Regions from separate parts of the Mus musculus genome. Here region 2 is linked to region 1. A link is a loop called in an ENCODE intact Hi-C map of the cell type or tissue named here. Cell type or tissue: left cerebral cortex. All regions are shown on one strand. Links, peaks and the distances in the headings refer to the core of each region. The heading gives the core; the rest is flanking DNA. Region 1 has its middle 7.3 kb from the start of Tctex1d2. Region 2 overlaps Ubxn7 (UBX domain protein 7).

Region 1 (5,381 bases), core at 95-5,094:
ACATGTGACTCCCTTGGTCCCCTGTATTGCTCTGTTGTCGAAGGGCTTATGAGCAGACATGTTCTTAAAAGGTGGTCATGGTGAGGCTTGTAGAGCCATGTTTCCTAGGTGGCTTCCTAGGTCTCTCTACCTCTGACTTTTAATTTTCAAACATATTTATGTGGCTTTTCTGGTTACAGTGTTGACATTCATTAGAAAATATTCTAATGCCTGCCACTTTGCTTCTCTTTGGGACATTGTCACCACCCAAGTGGTTCTTCTGACAATATGGTAGAGGGCCTTCTTGTAGTTTTCTGAACAAGGCTAGGCACCCTGGAGAGCTGGCCACATTTGCTGTACAGCATGGGTCATGCCTCAGTGTTCTGTACACTGGAAGAGTCTTCACATTTCCAAACAGAAAGACTAGTGTTACAGAAGTGCCTGACTTATCTCAGTCCTAAAGAATTAGATTGTCCTCAGTGTCTTAAAGTTTCGCACAAAACTCTGAATGAATTTTATACTTGGCAAATTTTATTTTTTTATTTTTTTTGTTTTTGGTTTTTTTCGAGACAGGGTTTCTCTGTGTAGCCTTGGCTGTCCTGGAACTCACTTTGTAGACCAGGCTGGCCTCGAACTCAGAAATCCGCCTGCCTCTGCCTCCCGAGTGCTGGGATTAAAGGCGTGTGCCACCATGCCCGGCTACTTGGCAAATTTTAATGCTGGACAATGTGCAGTCAGTTCATAGTCCTGGTCCAGGCCTTGAGTGTATTGTCTCATGAGCTTCCTGATGGCGTGACCATCCTAGCTCCCTGTGTATACTACGCAGATCCCATAGAAGCATGGGGCAAAGGATTGGTGGCACCAACTGAGGTGACATTAGAGGTCTTTGAGTGACCCAGCTCAACTTCTCTGCCAATGTCAGCTTGATTTAGATCTCACTGAATCAGGCTGCTTCTGTCCTGTGTCCCTGTGAATCTGCTCTTGGCTGGCTTTCTCTGATGTTGCTTCCTTGCTTGCTTGCTTCGTTGCTTTGGAAGGCTATCCAAGATGTGTAAACAATTCTTTAGTAAATAAATTGCTATTAACCCAAACAAACAAAAACACTGCAAAGAGGATGGGTAAAGGTGAGCAACAGGGGAGTGGCTAGGATAGATGGCTGGGGCTACATGAACTGGGGATTCTTTACGAAATATCTGTTAGACTTTGTGATCAAATGATGTGATATAAGAATTGTATAAAGGGAATAACTGTCTGATACTGATCTGTTTGAGAAGTATTGAGAAGCTTCTCAATTTAAATATTTAAACTTTCTAAGCTGATGCCCCCTTGGCTGTGTATAGCAAACTGTTTTTATCCACAGTTGTGCCTTATTGTCTCATTAAAATTGTATTCCTCAATTCATCAATAAATCGGTTGTCGTTAAAACAACAACAACAACAACAACAAAAAAGACAGAGAAGCTGGGACTTGCAGATGATAATGAACTTTCTAATCCCAAACACACAGCTAGGTGACCCTCTAACTTCTTTTTCATTCTTGTTTTTCTTTTTGTTTTTTTTTTAAAGACAGGGTTTCTCTGTGTAGCCCTGACTGTCCTAGAACTGGTTCATAAACTAGGCTGGCCTCAAATTCAGAGATCTGCCTGCCTCTGCCTCCTAAATGCTGGGATTAAAGGTGTTCACCAGCACTACCTGATGGACCCCCTAACTTCTAAATTCAGGTTTACTGTTATAACAGACCTGTGTTTCCTCAAAATCGTAGGCTGAATGAAACCCTACTCACCAGTGAGACTGTAATGGAGACAGGGCCTTACATGGTAATCAGGGATATATATATATATATATATATATATATATATATATATATATATGTACATATATATATATGTACATATATACATATATATATATATATATATATATATATACATATCAAACACTAAACATGACTTAGCAGCTGCAGACCAGTCCTCTAGGCAGACAGGCACGAGGCATGAACCAGCAGCTACAGTCCAGTCCTTTCAGCAAGGAGACATCAGGCAGCTGTAGTTCAATCCAGAAGAAACCACTAGGCTCACCAACAGGTCTGAGGCCATAGAAGCAGCAAGCTGCCACAGGAACCTCATGAGCAGTTCTTGGGTGAGTTTCTCTCAGTGGTGGCCTTATCACAAGCTGAGCTCAACAACACTATGTAAGGTGAACCAATGCAGAACAAACCAAACCAAAGCTCAGTGCCTGCCTCCCACTGTCTGTGGAGGTCATATTTATACTTCATCAAGCATCCTTTCATGTGTCTACCATCTCCAAACATCCTTTCACCAATGTTTACTTCAGGAAAACAGTCTTTCACGTGTTTGCTTTAGCAAGACATCCTTTTACCTGTGTGCCCAAGCAAAACATCATTTGGCATAACCAACTTTCCAAAGAACTACAAGTTTCCACTTCAGTTCAATAAGTAGTGTATTCTGAGTACCCATCGTATGCCTGAACTGCTCCACATGCTGCAAATCCAATCCAAAGGTGCCTAAGATAAGCTCCTTGTCCTTGGTCCCTGCCCTGCCCTTCAGACTGATGATCCACTTATAATTTGGACATCTTGTGGTAAGAACTGTGTTAGCATTCAACACAGGTGCCAAAGAGCTCAGAGGAATTTATTTATTTATTTATAAATATTTATTTATTTATTATATGTAAGTAAACTGTAGCCGTCTTCAGACACTCCAGAAGAGAGTATCAGATTTCGTTACAGATGGTTGTGAGTCACCATGTGGTTGCTGGGATTTGAACTCAGGACCTTTGGAAGAATAGTCGGTGCCCTTAACTGCTGAGCCATCTCACCAGCCCCCAGCATTTATATTTTGATGTACCTTTAACAGCTCAATGTCTGGGCCTCTTCCTAACCTTCGCATGGCTAATCCACCCCTGTCTGATAATCCTGGATTATTACATACTAAAACCTGTATTCCATCTTGCTTGCCCCAGACCCAGATGTGCAGCCCTCTTGAGCTGCATTCCCATGGCTCCTATAGGGCAACTATGTTTTCTCTCTCTCAGGTGTGGTATCTTGGTTCTCCTCCAAGCATAACAGATTCTCCCTCTCTCTCCCTCTCCCTCTCCCTCTCCCTCTCCCTCTCCCTCTCCCTTTCTCTCTTCCCCCCCCTCTCCCTCTCTCTCTCCCTCTCTCTCTCCCTCTCCCTTTCTCTCTTCCCCCCCCTCTCCCTCTCTCTCTCCCTCTCTCTCCCTCTCCCCCTCTCTCTCCCCCTCTCCCTCCCTCCCTTCCCCTCCCTCTCTCTCCCCCTCCCCCTCCCTCTTCCTCTCCCTCTCTCTTCCTAGCCCAGGAATCCTAAAAGTCCCACCTCTGTCTGCCCTGCCCAGCCATTGGCTGTCAGAATCTTTATGTACCGATCAGAACCAACTTGGGCAAGGTCCCTCCCCGTCTTATGTATGGGACACTGCAAAAAGGTTTTGGGGGCACATAATTAGCTTGAGAATACAAGCAATTACAATGACCAAGGCAATTTATAAAATAAGTTATTGAAGCTTATATTTACAGAGAGTGAGGCCATTATCACCATGGTAGAGAGCATGGCAGCAGGCAGGAAGGCATGGCACTGAGCAGAAGTTGAGAGCTTATTATACATTAGCTGAAAGTTTGGAGGCAGAGAGGAAGAGGCTGCACCTGGCATGGTCTTTTCAAACCTCAAAGCCAACCTCCAGTGACACACCTTCAACAGTGGTGAGCCTCCTAATCCTTTCTAAACAGTTCACCAACTTCAAACCAAGCACTCAAGTATGTGAGCCCAAGGGTGCTAGGATTTTCTCTAGGCTCCCAACAGTTACCTAGTAACAGCCAGGAGAGAGAAAGAAGGGAAAAGGCTGGCTGGGAACATCAGAAGAGAGAAGGAAGGAGAGAGGCAAGAGAGCAAGAGAGCAAGAGAGGGACGCCAAATAGTCCTTTTACAGCCAGCCAGGCTCCTACCTGGCTGTTGCTGGGTAACTGTTGGGCAGAGCCAAGAAGAAATGTTAACACTCTTAGTCCTGGCTGGCCTCCTACCCCGAACGCTGACATTGGAATTATAGGAGTGTGCCACAACACCATTTTTTTTTTCTTTACAGTTATTTTAAAAAACTGGCCAGTTGGTGGTTTCACACACCTTTAATTCTAGCACTTGGGAGGCCAAGGCAGGCTCTGTGAGTCTGAAGGCAGCTTTATCTAAACAGCTAGTTCCAGGAAAGCCAGGGCTACACAAAGAAACCGTTTTAAAACAGAAATTATGTATTGTCTGGAAGATATGATGGGGCAATAGTGGCACAAGTGTTGTGGGAGTGACTAACCACTCTCTGGACTTAAGGCCCACTCTTGAGCTAGAACCCATGCCGGATACTACTAGGTTAGCCAAGAACCTGAGACTTGATAAGCTATGGGTCTAGAGAAAAGCCAAATACTATTATTATTTTGCTAAAGGAACACTGCAATAAAATGACCTCCTAATAACCTAATGATGATTTGCTAACCTCATCGATCAGTAGAATCTTGCTCAGCCACCATCAGAGAAACTGTAAGGGTCCATGATTCACCAAAGAATGATACCCCGGACTCAAATAGTATACAAAAGCAGAGTGTTTTATTCTGCAGAAGTCCAGCATGCTGGGGTCTCCTGGTTGTTGAAAACCTTCTCAGCTATGGCTTTTAAAAGTCAGTTGCTTACCTGCAAAGTTGTCCAGGCACTAAAGCTTCTGACGGGATGTCAGGGGCAGCTTGGTTAACAAAAGCCATGTTTACGCCGACTGGTGCTCTCTGGCTTCTGGGTCAAAAGGCATGTAGGTTCTGTAGGCTTCAATTGGTCTTTCTAGATATTCCCTGAGGCTCTCATTCTTTTCCCGCATCACCTGGCTCATCTTAGATACATTTGTGGGCTGTGTGCCAGCCTCTCGGAGGGCCCCCATCAGAATCTGGCGGTAGACTCAGAGCCTCTCCCTACCTTCAGCAGTGTTAAAATCCCAGCTCAGTTGAGTCAAAGGAAAGGTTGCATCCATATCAGCCTGGATTTGGGTGGGGAGTAGCCTGTTTGCTCCTGGAACCAATTTCTGGGTGGCTCCCATGATCCCCTCTCTCTCCACTGTCATGAGGAGGACCTGGATCAGTTGCTAAGAGTCATCCCAGGTGAATAGGTGAGTCGGCATGATTGGATCTAGAAGACCTATGAGGGCTGATGGTCTTTCTGAAAATGGGGGTTCTGCAACTTCCAACTGTAAAGATCATTACTTATAAATGACTCAAATGTGAACTATCTCACTGAGCCCTTGAGAGCAGAAGGGAGGAGCAAGGCAGGGGCCAAGGCGGACCCTCCTGTAGAGGAAGAAGGGTGGGAGTCGCGAGGCTGGTGACAAAGAAGTTCTCAT
Region 2 (5,381 bases), core at 382-5,381, 60 kb before region 1:
GTATGCAACACCTTCCTGATCTTTTTGTGTCTGTGTTGAAGCGGGTTGGAGGCAGGGGGAGTTGGTGTTACTTACATGCAGTGTGTTTATAGAGGTCAGGTGATAATTTTCAAGAATTGGTTTATCCTTCCACTGTGGGTTATAGGAATCTAACTCAGGTTATTAGGCTGGTTTGACAAGTACTTTTATACACTGAGACATCTTGCTGAGCCAAGATACTTATTTTAAAGCAATTCTTTGGCATACATATAATTTTTCCATTCATTAAATATGAAAGCAGATTTGTATAATGATATGCTTAGTTTTTACATAAATAAGTCTTAGATGGATACTTAATACTATAGAATATAAACCATCTTCAGAGCTTTTCAGAGTTGGTTAGTATTTTGATTCTGTAATCAATACTGACAGTGCTGCCTCACAATATATCATGATGGCAGAAGTATGAATAGTGCCACTTTAGAAATTATTAGAAATTTTATCCTAATCTCAGGCCAGTTGTTTTGGGAGATAGGCAGTCCACAGAGTTTAGGCATGTTTTAGGGTCGGCCCATTTTGGTTTTGTTTGTCTATTATTTGAGACAAGCTCTAGCTCAGGGTTTCTTTAAATTTTATAATCCTTAATCTGCCTCCCAAATGTTGGGATTACAGGTATATGCCACCATGCCTTGCTCACACTGTCTTATTTTATCCAGAATCTACAATTAGAGTGTCATTGGCATTCTGGTAGGAGGAGATTGTGGGAAGGTGGCAGTAAAAATTCATAAGCAGTGGTCATTTGTCATTTGAACGTTTTCCCCATCTCCTTCCTATTTGAATGGATTGGATTTTGTGGTTTAGGTTGATCCTGCCTTAGCCTCCTGGCTAAGGTAGATCTCATATATCTTATATGCACATCAAGAGAGATTATGATTTTTTTTGAAAAGGAAATAGAAAAGAATGACATGTTAATTATTCTGCTATATAAAAAAATGTATCAAGGGTACTGGTGAGATGGTTTTGCTGTATCTGTTTTGTGACTTCTCTTGGATATCCTATTGTTGCCCAATGTCATGGAGATCCTGCAGTTTTGAATCTGCAGCCCGACCCTTTCATACACTTCAGCAGATCATACATGAGGTAGATGTTGGGTAGGCCTAGGAGGCAGGTGAGTTGGTCAGTCTGCCAGCTTTCCAATGTCCTCTGGCTTCTGTTGCTACACTAGGGTAATGAGCTCTCCAGCACTGCCCTGGCTAGCTCACCCAGTGCAGCAGCTGACAAAGGACAGGGTCCTCTTTCCTGCTCTTGGGACAGCTTACCTGTTCCTCTTCATGCACACCAGCTCAGCACAGTATCTCAGGCAGCAGTCAAAACCAGGGACATTTGCCTGGCTTTGGCAGTAACATGGGCCTGGCACATCAACACAGACCCCTGCTGCCACAGGCCTACACATTGCTCCAGACATGGCCCAGGCAGCAAAGTGGGCCGTGATGTCCCTACCCTCAGAATGACCTCCTCATGTTCACCTTTTCCTCACCGTCACTGAGCCTCCAGTTCTGCCTTCCTCCATAGTGTATGAACCCTCTGCTTTGTTTTCTCTTCCGTTTCTCCCATCTCTCCACCACACACTTACCCATTATAGTGGGGCGTACCCATGGCAGGTGCTTGTGTGCTTTCTTCCCACCTCAGGAATTTCTTGGTACTTGTAAAATTGGTTTTTTAAAGAGGATTACCAAGTTACATTTCATTCAACAGATTATGCTGGCTTTATTTACAAATGATTGTTTGGACTAGTTTTAAATAACAAAGATTGCCATTTCTTACCAGATACTTATATTTTAGACAAAACTGTCTTGGTTTACTTCTCTTGGTTTGATAATAAAAATGTGTTCTGAGTTTGAGCCCTAACCTAGCTCCTCCTTAAAAACTTTTTGAATAGATAAAAAAATTGTTAATGCATTCTTTCTAACAGAAGGTATTTCTAACTTTTTAGAATGTAAAGTTTAATTTTTCCTTATCCCTTTTTAGTTTATTATTACTGACATAATATAGTTCATCTCTCTTTTTTTTTTTCCTGTTTTTGGTTGTTTTGTTTTATTTTGTTTTGATGGCACAGTTTCTTTGTATAGTAGTCCTTGGTTATCCTGGAACTTGCTCTGTAGACCAGGTTGGCCTTGAACTCAGATATTTGCCTACCTCTGACTCCTACCAACTTACATCTACCAGCTTACATCTCTATCTCCCTCCCTCCCTCCTCACCCCCTTCTCTCCAGGGTTTATAGTATAGTTTCAGGCTGGCCTTGAACACTTGGAGACCCACCTGCCTCTGAGTCCCAAGTGCTTGTATGAATCACTACACCTAATAATTCAACCATTTAAAGAAATTGCAAATAGAACTGAGGAGATGTAAACATGATGACTTGAGTTCAAATCCTCCTATGTTGAAATGAGAGGCTAGAGAATCCCCTGAAAGTTTGCTAGGTAGCTAGCCCAGCATACATAGTGGCAGCTAAGAGACTGTCTCTGACAAAGTAGAAGGAAGAACAGTACCAGATGTAGTCCTTTGACCTTGGTGCATGTGTCTTGGTACACTCACATGTATATACATGCACATCCATACACATATGAAAAGAAATGGCAAATAGCCAGGTGTGGTGCCAGTAGCCCATTCTTGTAGGCCTAGTATTTGAGGCAGAGGCAGGAGGATTTCTGAGTTGAACACTAGACTGAGGTAATACAATGTGAGACTTGTCTAAAACAAACAAACAAAACAACAAAAAAAAATCTGCTGGGCAGTGGTGGCACATGCCTTTAATCACAGCACTTGGGAGGCAGAGGCAGGTGGATTTCTGAGTTCGAGGCCAGCCTGGTCTACAGAGTGCCAGGACAGCCAGGGCTATACAGAGAAACCCTGTCTTGAAAAAACAAAACAAAACAAAAAAAACCCAAACAAGCAAAAATCTGCATATACACTAAAAAGGAAGGAAAAAAAATGTCAAACATTTGATTTTCTTGTGATTGTGGAAGGGTATCCTTTTGCCATGCTATTGCGGTTTCTTTCTAGTTCTTTATATTTTTACCAGTCAGCCAGCAGGACAGAAGGAAACTCCTACTGTGAGTCATTTTTATGGGGGGAGGGGGAGAGGACTGTTAATTTGTTTGGGAATTCTATGTCTTAATGTGAGCTTGAATCTAAGATGTCATTTTAAACTTTCTTTTCTGTTCCTTTGCTGTTCCAGGTGCAAGTGAAAGTGTAGGAAAACATATGCTTGAAGCTTGTAACAACAACCTGGAGATGGCTGTCACTATGTTTTTGGATGGAGGAGGAATTGCTGAGGAGCCTAGTACCAGTTCAGCAAGCGTCTCTACTGTCAGACCACACACAGAGTATGAATTTATTATTTATTGTAGCACTTACTCATTTGCCTAAATTAACTAGCTGCATTTTTATCAGGGTTAGGTCAATTTTCTAGTTTTGAAGATTTTAAAGGTTGAAAGCCTCTGAAAATTTTCTGTGGAAGATTTTGTGTTTAATATACCTTAAATTCTCTAGAGAACTGTCCTTGTCTACTTGATCTTCTCTTCTATTCAGTCCTAAAAAGAACTGTGGGTTAGAGGCAGGCAGCAGGCAGGCAGGCAGAGTGCATGGTACAACTGCTCGGTTGTAATTGGCCTGAGATTGGGGTTTATGTGTTCCACAACCACCAGATATACAACAAAAATATTTTTTTAGCTTGGGGTTTAGCTCATTTGTAGAGTGTTTGCTTGGCATTCAAGAGGTTCTGGGCTAAATCTCCAATACTGGGTAAAAACCAGACTAAGTGACACCTGCTTGTAATCATAGCTTAGGAGGTAGAGATGTGAGGAGCTGTGGTTCGTGGTAAATTGAAGCCATACTGGGATAAACAAGAATATTTTTTAAAAAGAGAGAACTTTATAGATTGGCATTATTATTTTGCCTATGAGGAAACTAGAGCATGGCCATTTTTTCCTAAGCTATATAGCAGTTAAAAAGCAGATATAGGGGGCTGGAGAGATGGCTCAGCGGTAAGGAGTACTGACTATTCTTCAAAAGGACCCTGGTTCATCAATTCCCAGTATCCACATGGCAGCTCACAACTGCTTCCAAGATCTGACAACCTCACATAGACATATTGAGGCAAAAACAAACAAACAAACAAAAAAAAACCCATAGCAATGTTCATAAAATAAATAATTAAAAAAGCAGATACAGACTAATAAGGCTCACATTTCCAGATATAGATTTTCCTATATTTTCTCAGGAAAGTGAATTACCTTGAAATATTTTCAAGAACTAAGGCTGAAGATATAGCTAAGTAGTAGATTGTATGAATAACATGCATGGTACCTGAGTTTTAAGGTGTAACACTGAAATGTAACTGTGTATAAACAATTGTGTATAAACAAAATTCTTTTAAATAGTTACCTGCCTTATCACTAAAGGCATCCTCAGTATTCATTTCTGAGCCATTTATATTTGATTAGTTAGAGTTTGCAATAAATAACTCTCAGGCAAAAAAGCTCATCAGCCTTTGGGAAGTATTAGTGCTGAGCCTTGCTGCAGTGCTATCAGCATGGGCCACGCCGCTCAGATGCTCATTGGCTTTTTGTTTTTGAGATACCATTGCTGTGTAGCCTAGGCTGGCCATGAATTCATAACCTTCCTGTGAATTAGGATTCTGGTGTGACCATAATTTCTGGCTAAGCCATTAGTTTTAACAATAACAACAACAAATACACAACCTTTTAAAGAGGCCAGGGCTTTGTGACTTTAGTCCCATAACTCAGGAGGCAACGGCCAAAAAGATCTGTATGAGTTCCAGGTCAGCCTGGTCTACATAGTGAGACCCTGTCTGTAAAAACCAAACTAACCTCCCCCAATCCCCCCAAAAAAACCCTTAATTTTAAAAGTCCTTAAGTAAGACTCTAATATGCTTAGTCATTTGTAATTCTCATAATTTATGAGATACTAAACAAGAGGAAACACTTTAAATAGAACAGGCAAAGGGCCAAGGGTTTACTTTATTTTATTAAATCATTTATTTATTTTAATACGTATTGGTGTTTTGCCAGCATGTATGTCTATATGAGGGTGTCAGATCCCTGGGTACAGGAGTTATAGATGCTGTGAGCTGCCTTGTGGGTGCTGGGTATTGAACCCAGTTCCTGTGGAAGAGCAGCCAGTGCTCTTAACCGCTGAACCATCTTTCAGCCTCTATAGAGTTTCATTTTTTATTAAATTAGATGTAAATTAAAACCAGGTCATTGGGGCTAGAGAGATGGCTCAGTAGGAGCATGGACTGCTCTTCCAGAGGTCCTGAGTTCAATTCCCAGCAACCACATGGTGGCTCACAACCATCTGTAATGGGATCTGATGCCCT

Evidence for each region. Peaks named below come from ENCODE experiments on the same cell type or tissue, not always from the same donor. Only the 100,000 strongest peaks of a DNase experiment are listed, where the experiment ranks them.
Region 2: it touches region 1 in a loop (2.3-fold over the local background); 2 of 42 quality-filtered maps call a loop at or near these places.

Annotation. Positions count from the first base shown.
Region 1 is chr16:32,409,693-32,415,073 of GRCm38, forward strand. It overlaps the pseudogene Gm20056. Among named protein-coding and RNA genes, the nearest start is that of Tctex1d2, 7.3 kb to the right of the region's middle. In left cerebral cortex, for the core only: no CTCF peak of the experiment used is centred there; no DNase peak of the experiment used is centred there.
Region 2 is chr16:32,349,581-32,354,961 of GRCm38, forward strand. Ubxn7 (UBX domain protein 7) reads left to right here. Exons shown (of 11, transcript NM_177633.4): 2 at 3,219-3,366. Among named protein-coding and RNA genes, the nearest start is that of Ubxn7, 20 kb to the left of the region's middle. In left cerebral cortex, for the core only: no CTCF peak of the experiment used is centred there; a DNase peak (open chromatin) is centred at 3,169.